3 separate regions of the Mus musculus genome follow, and regions 1 and 2 are each linked to region 3. Evidence: chromatin loops called from intact Hi-C (ENCODE). Cell type or tissue: heart. All regions are shown on one strand. Region 1 overlaps Snx13 (sorting nexin 13). Region 2 overlaps Snx13 (sorting nexin 13). Region 3 holds the start of Snx13 (sorting nexin 13).

What was found. Peaks named below come from ENCODE experiments on the same cell type or tissue, not always from the same donor. Only the 100,000 strongest peaks of a DNase experiment are listed, where the experiment ranks them.
Region 1: a loop joins it to region 3, with 2.1 times the contacts of the local background. A loop is called at or near these places in 3 of 42 quality-filtered maps.
Region 2: a loop joins it to region 3, with 2.2 times the contacts of the local background. A loop is called at or near these places in 2 of 42 quality-filtered maps.

Annotation. Positions count from the first base shown.
Region 1 is chr12:35,101,004-35,103,503 of GRCm38, forward strand. Snx13 (sorting nexin 13) reads left to right here. Exons shown (of 26, transcript NM_001014973.2): 11 at 18-106; 12 at 2,038-2,137. Among named protein-coding and RNA genes, the nearest start is that of Snx13, 55 kb to the left of the region's middle. In heart, no CTCF peak of the experiment used is centred here; no DNase peak of the experiment used is centred here.
Region 2 is chr12:35,111,528-35,114,027 of GRCm38, forward strand. It overlaps Snx13 (sorting nexin 13), which reads left to right. Exons shown (of 26, transcript NM_001014973.2): 17 at 908-977. Among named protein-coding and RNA genes, the nearest start is that of Snx13, 66 kb to the left of the region's middle. In heart, no CTCF peak of the experiment used is centred here; no DNase peak of the experiment used is centred here.
Region 3 is chr12:35,046,367-35,048,866 of GRCm38, forward strand. Snx13 (sorting nexin 13) reads left to right here and starts at 823. Exons shown (of 26, transcript NM_001014973.2): 1 at 823-1,045. The coding sequence starts at 1,031. In heart, a CTCF peak has its summit at 1,392; DNase peaks (open chromatin) are centred at 775 and 1,425; H3K4me3 peaks cover 2,500 bases; H3K27ac peaks cover 1,958 bases.

The DNA.
Region 1 (2,500 bases), 55 kb after region 3:
AATCTGTTTTTTTCCAGATATCAACACTATCAAAAATCAAATAAATAGCTTATTATTTGTAAAGAAAGTATGTGATTCAAGAATACAGCGGTTACAGTCAGGCAAAGTAAGTATAACATACTTGTAAAATAATGCCTAGTTGTAAATACTTTGTTGTGATTAAAATGTCTAGTTTGTGGTAAAACATAGGATATTAATTAATGAAGTTATTTACAACAGGACTTAAACAAAAAGGGCACATGCATGTGTGTGCCTGCACTGCTCATGTGTATCTGTGTGCGCGTGTGTATGTGTGCTAGAAGTGTCTTCCATTGTTTTCCACCTTATTTAGAGGTAGGATCTTTCAGTGAACCTGGAGCTCACCTGAGAACTGCAGATGCTGGCCACTGTGCTCTGAAAGTAACCTGTCTCTCCTGTATCATCCTCCAGTACTTGGGGTGTAGAGACAAACCTCTGTGGCTGGCTTTTTTTGTATGAGTTCTGGGGATCTTCAAGCTTGCACAACAAGCACTTTGCCAACTGAGTGTATTTTTAGCCCCAAAACAATAACTTTATATGATATAGTATTATTCTTTCTAAAGCATTCTGGAAGATTGATTTTAACACTGCTTTTGAAAGGTTCCCCTTTGCAGTGTTGCAGGACTCTGCTGATCTCTGTTAAGCTATGGAGAGAAGTCTCATTTTATAGAATGGTGTTTGTTAAAGTTGTCAAGAATAATGTTTGCATTAAGCAATAATTAGTGAAATTTATGTGAAGATAAGATGAATTTGACAGCTGTTTCAGAAACACTTGGTGAATCAGGACAAAAATAAGTACAAAACACCCAAATATTGATGATGGTTGTTAGAAGCAGCAGAGGTTTAATTTCTGAGCCTACTTATGAGCATATAGAGTGATATGGTAGTCAGCACAGCATCTGTACACGCACTGCCAACATCTGATGTGCAAATTGTTCTAGCAGGGAATGGTACAGCATAGTATATTGGTCTACTGCTAGCCCACAATGCTTCAGTAAGTTCATAGGAACATAATCTGAAGCCCAGTTGGAGATGAGATGAGTGTATGTTGATGGTCAAATTGCACTTTCACATGTGTTCTTGCTTGCCTTTCTTTGCTGGGATAACACTGATCAAAAACAACTTAGAGAAGGGAGGATTTTGTCTTACACTTTTAGGTCACAATTTGTAATTAAGAGAAGTCAGGGTAGGAATTAGCTTGGAAACCGTGAAAGAATGCTGCTTACTGACTTGCTCTTTGGCTCACAATGCCAGTTCCTCATACAGTACAGACTCAAGCCGTCTAGTGCTCTTGCTGCCCACGGCGGGCCGGACCCTCCCACATGCATGATCAGTTTAGACCATAACTAACCTTTCTGGTGTTGTTTTCCTTGTCTGTAAAGTCAGGTTGATACTCACCAACAGGATTGCTGTTCAGCTTAAATAAAGTAATATGTGGAATGGATCCAGGGTAGTGCCTGGCACTAAATGCTCATTACACTTTGAGCCTCTTCTCTTCCTGTATTGCTTTGACTATATTTTATCTCTTATAGTCTGAAAGAAATATATAGTTTAATAGTAACAGAGGTTTTACTCTGTAAGAAGCAACATTGCTTTTTGGATATATTTTTATATAACAGGAAGCTGTTAGATAAATGCTAATCAAAATGTAAAGTTCATGAGGTCCATTATGGATTTTTAGGCACATGAAACATTCAAACATAGTCTTTTGCTTTTATTTCCTGTAACATTTGTTTTATTGTGGAATGTGTAGAAATAGAGAGTACATGAAAAAACAATGATATAGATTATCTTATATTGGGGAAAATGAGTGTTATATTTTAAATTATTATTTGGTAACTATTTCTTACAACGAATAGGCACTTAGGGTTACTGAGCAGAGTTTTTATTAGGAACCATAATACAGTCTTTGCTTTTGTCACATTTTGATAGACTATTGCATTTTCTTATATTCATATAAACATCCTACCTTAATGATTGATGACTGAAGTCCTTACTTGTATTCACTTGTGTTTGTAGGAAATAAATACTGTGAAGCTAGCAGCAAACTTTGGGAAACTTTGTACAGTCCCCTTGGACAGCATTCTTGTAGACAATGTTGCACTACAATTTTTTATGGGTAGGTAAAACTTTATTTAAATAATAGGGACACTAAATTTTTTTGGATTTTAAACTTGTGGTAAAAATAAATGTAACAGAAAACTCCAAAACTTAATAAAAAGTGTATAGTTCAGTGATATTACATATATCGTTGAGGTACAAGCATCCTGTGTCTATCTCTCTACTCTGATTCTTCTGTGATAAGGCCGACTTCCCGCTTATGAAAGTGACCTCAGGATTCTTCCACGTTGTAGCATCTGTCAGAATTTTTCTCCTTCCAAAGGCCGTCACATACATAAACACATGTGTGCATGTGCATGTTCCCAGTACCCTTTGCATGTCCACATGTCCTCATAGGAATCTCGGGTTGCTTCTGTGGTTT
Region 2 (2,500 bases), 65 kb after region 3:
CATTACAAAAAATATTTGTGTTCAGAATTTTATAGCAATAATATCTCATTATTTAGGTTAAGAATTAAGAATGATAGGTTTTTAGCCTATAAACTCCACTGGTGATATTTGATGTTATGCTCAATAATGAACACATTATTTCTCCTATATATCTGCTCTTGCCATTGGATAACTTATCTCCTAAAATACTGTTAGGAAGAAATGTATACACACACACATATATATGTACACATATGCATACACCTACATATATATGTATATGTGTGTGTGTGTGTATAAAACATAATATTCCAATATTATAAATATTCCAGCTTTGTAAATATTTGAATATTCCTATTTATGGTGTTTATACAAATATCTAAACTATAAAATATGGTTTTTGCTCCATCTCTGAAGTAGGAGCTTTTACAAGAGAGATCCAGAAATCTCTAGATCAAATATCATATTAGAAGTCAGTGACTTGAAGTATATGAAACTGTTATTAAAGCCATTTTATCTTGAGAACTTTGGTTTTATTAGTTGTCAGTAAATACTTGTTTTAGTTATTTTGTGGGATGTATTTGTTGTATAAAATAACTACGTGTGGAAAGGATGACTGCATTTCGCTCATTTGCATTACACTCACTAATGACTTTCAGTATTGTCTTAGGGGTCTGAGATAAGCTAATGAGAAATGTGCATCTAAGGTAGATAATATCTATGTGCTAAGCTTCCCAAGTGCCAGGAGCACAGGAATGTAGCCTCCTTATCTAGCTCCCTCAGTGTAAATGAAGAGCATCATGGTAAAAGGTGGGGTGGAAGAACATGTACTATAGAAGGTATGTGAGGTGATATGAATGGTGGACATGTGGTTTACAATTCTTAATACTTTTCCTGTGATATTTTGTTCCCCAATTTTTTCTTTCAGTCTTTAGATGACCTTTCAAGTGTGACTTCTGATGATTCTGTACAACTTCATGCCTACATTTCAGACACTGGTAAGAGACTTTGTAGAAACCACTACTTTTAAATATAGGTTGTTGTAATATCCCTGTTATTTTTACATTCATTATTGCATTCAGTTTGTTTTATGATTATATTTTCAATTTTTTTTCCTTGAGGCACATTCTTCATTGAGTACTGTAGTGTTTGGGTGCTGGTATATTTGGATATTTTTCTTTTCTAAGGTTGCCCCTGTTAACATTTGAAAATACTTCTAAAAGCCAGTCCTTTCCTCTTTGTGCTTGAATGTTGCTGATAATCTCTTTCCTAATTCCCATCTCTCTCTCTCTCTCTCTCTCTTTTTATGAAGATCTCTGATCTGTGTTTGCTTTCTTGCACTCAAGAGTTGGCATACATACAAAGGCAGATGGAACTGTACACATTCCTCAAAGTCTCACCTATACTTTAATGGATTGAGTAACCTAGGACTCTGCACTAGGCAAAGATAGATAGGTAGGCAGGCAGGCAGGCAGGCAGACAGACAGACAGACAGACAGATAGATAGATCATTAAAAATAAATACATAAAATAAAATCCTGATCATGATCATCAATTTAATAATGTTAACAAGTATTAGAAATTACAGTTTTCTTCCTTGTCCTCTCACTGTTCCCAGATTGTGAAGTATTTTTGCTATTCGTACTTGCTGAATTATACAGCTACATGCATCAATTGAATTTCACTTAGTTTACATTTTAGATAGTGAAAAGAGATTTTGATATGAGATAATCTGCATTTTTAAAATTGGCTTTGTTTTCTTGTGATTCTCAGTGGTACTAGAGATGCATTTTATACTTTAATGTCTGCTAGACTTCTGAACTAAGTTATCTGTCGGTTATTTCTTCACCTATTTTTTAAAAAATTTTTATTAGATATTTTCTACTTTTACATTTCAAATGCTATCCCAAAAGTTCCCTATACCCTACCCCCGCCCTGCTCCCCTACCCACCCACTCCCACTTCTTGGCCCTGGTGTTCCCCTGTACTGGGGCAAAGATGGCTGACTAGGCCATGTTCTGCTACATATGCAGCTAGAGACACGAGCTCTGGGGGTACTGATTAGTTCATATTTTTGTTCCACCTATAGGGTTGCAGATCCCTTCAGCTCCTTGGGTACTTTCTCTAGCCATTGGGGGCCCTGTGTTTCATCCTATAGATGACTGTGAGCATCCACTTCTGTATTGGCCAGGCACTGGCATAGCCTCACTCGAGACAGCTATACCAGGGTCCTTTCAGCAAAATCTTGCTGACATATGCAAGTGTCTGGGTTTGGTGGCTGATTATGGGATGGATCCCTGGGTGGGGTAGTCTCTGGATGGTCCAACTTTGTCTCTGTAACTCCTTCCTTGGGGTATTTTGTTCCCTATTCTAAGGATGAATGAAGTATCCACATGTTGGTCTTCCGTCTTCTTGGTTTTCTTGTGTATTGCAAATTTTATATTGGGTATTCTAAGTTTCTGGGCTAATATCCACTTATCAGTGAGTGCATATCAAGTGACTTCTTTTGTGATTGGGTTACC
Region 3 (2,500 bases):
TTCACTGTAAATTGGTTTGTAACAGCAGAGGCATGAAAAGAAAACTACTTCACGGGCAATTCAGGAAGAAGCGAGTGATTTTTACTGTCATTCCTGTAGAAGTGGACCGAGATAGTTGTCACGGTATCAGCAGTTCTAGCCACAGAACTTCGGAGTTCAGTCTCATTTTATTCGTAACTACTTACAGAGACACATGCTGAAATGCGTTCACTGTGATATATAAACATATATATATATATATATTTTTTTTTTTTGAATTCCCAATAAAGCCATAGAGACTACAGCTACCGGGCAAAAGCTGCTTGATTTTTAAGACTATGAAAGAAACACTAAGCCTTCAGGCTTGAGCAGGTTCTGGCCAATCAGCAAAGCAGTAGCCCTTAACTCTGCCAGGATCGGGGTGAAGGCGATCTGCCCTGATCGCGTCTACAACCTGTCGCGCACCCAGCACAGGACTTACTGAGCGCTGGGAGCAACAGAGGCAAGTTTCGGCCGAAGTTTCGGAATGAGGCGCGGCGCGGGCGGCAGTTTCAGGTCACCGCGCTGCGGAGGGGACCGCAGCCGAGTGTCCCGAGCACTCTACGGGCTCCACAGGGTCGGGGAGACGCGAGATGCCAGTTTCTCCGCCGGCACCCAGCCTCCGCTGCGCCACCAGCCCGCAAACCCGCCACCACGGTGGCCCGGGATCCAGCCCGCAGAGGAGGTCCCGGGTCGCGCGCGGCCCAGCCCCCGCCGCCGACCCTGCGCGCGCCGGCGCCATGGAGACAGTCACAAGACGCTCGCGCCCGGCGCGCCAGCCAATGGGAGCGCACGTCGCGGGGAGACGCGGACGTCGCTCTTCCAAGATGGCGGCGCGTCCGTCGCGAGCAGCCGGGCCGGGGGGAAGCCAGCGAAGCCGAGTAAAGCCGCCGCCCGGGACAGGACTGAAGCAGCAGTTGCCGCCGTTGGCGGCGGCCCGGGCAGTTTCCGCTGCTGCTACGGCTATTGCCATGCGGCGAGGCTAGGGAGGACCTCACTCCCCCGGGGTGTAATGATGTTAACAGAGGTAAGCGGCGCCCACTGTTTACCTGAGAGGCGGGTGAGCGGCCGGCGCCAGCCCGCCCGTCACCGACGCCGCTCCCGGCGCTGGGCCCGACCGGAGCCGAGGCCCGGCCGGCCGGGCTGGCAGCCGCCGGGTTCCCACAAGTGCCACCGAGTGGGCGCGGTGCTGACTCGGCAGAGTTCCACCTCCTCCTGCCGCCGCTCCCCTTCGCCCGAGCTGTCGCTCCTTCCTGGAGTCCGCTCCGCCTGCCCCGAGGCGGTCGTGGTCCCCGCGTCCCGGTGCTGGCCCTTGTCGGTGTCCCCGGCTTGCAGGGCCCTTCCCCTCCCGGCTGGGTCGGGTCAACCTCCTGGCGGTGGCAGCCGGCCTGAGCCCTACATTGGCTGCTCCGCGAAGTGAGCCAGGTTCCTCCAGCCACACTCGCTGGCCTCGCGCCCTCCTCCCCTGCCCCCACATCCCGTCACGTTCCTTCAGTCCCTGATCCCAAAGTTCAGTTTGGCATCCACCTTCCTGACCCGCGGATGGCCCCCTTGCTTCTCTCTGTGGGAACAGTTTTTCTCATTTGACCTGAAATGGAAGTAGGGCAGCAACGACGAACCAATCAGTTTCCCCTTCCTTAGTGCCCACTGTCCAGTGCAAAAACCAGACGTTTGAAGAAGTAGAGTTTGCCTGCACTAGCAGTACTTTAGGGGGAAGAACTTAATCGGTGCAGCTAGTTTAGTGACCAGAGGTGACATAGCTGGGCGAATGGTCTATTGCAGGTGTTGGATGTCTGACGCTTGTAGATTGGATAAAATCCCAGAGGCTGCTCCCTTAAGGTTCTGTGAGGATCCTAATGTCAGGGACCGGTTTGAACATCTTTGGGAGCTGATGTGAGGGTACTAAACCACGTTGATGGTCACTGGGAAGCAGTCCTACACGGGCCAAAAAGGACATTTTGAAATGGAAACATTGGAAACAAGTGGATTTTACTGTGTGAAAAGCGATGGCACAATAGGACACACTGGGTTCTCCAAGTTTTGGGAACTCGTCTAACTAAGTGCCTTGTACCTTAGTATCTGTTTTCATCTGTGCCCAGATTCTGGCAAACACGACGTGCCTGGGAAACCCCTATTGGTTGATTGTTAACTTAGGAACTACACATTTCTAGGAGTTAGACGTTCACTTTACGTTTCCTAATTCTACATATTTCCGAAGTTACTTACATTGTCACAGACTATGGTTATACATTGTCCTTAGTTGTGGATTTAAAAAGCAAGTAGCATCCCAAGTTTATTTTACTCTGATACTTAAGTGAGCAGCTGCTCTTACATCAGTATTAGTAACTTTTCAGTGGTGTCTATAATATATTAGCATGAAATATCTTTTTGATAAAACTTATTAGAGTTTTGATCTTTTCACAGGAAACTAGTGTGCTAATACAAGGGTACTGTCTTGATTCGGATACCCAGAGAGGATTCT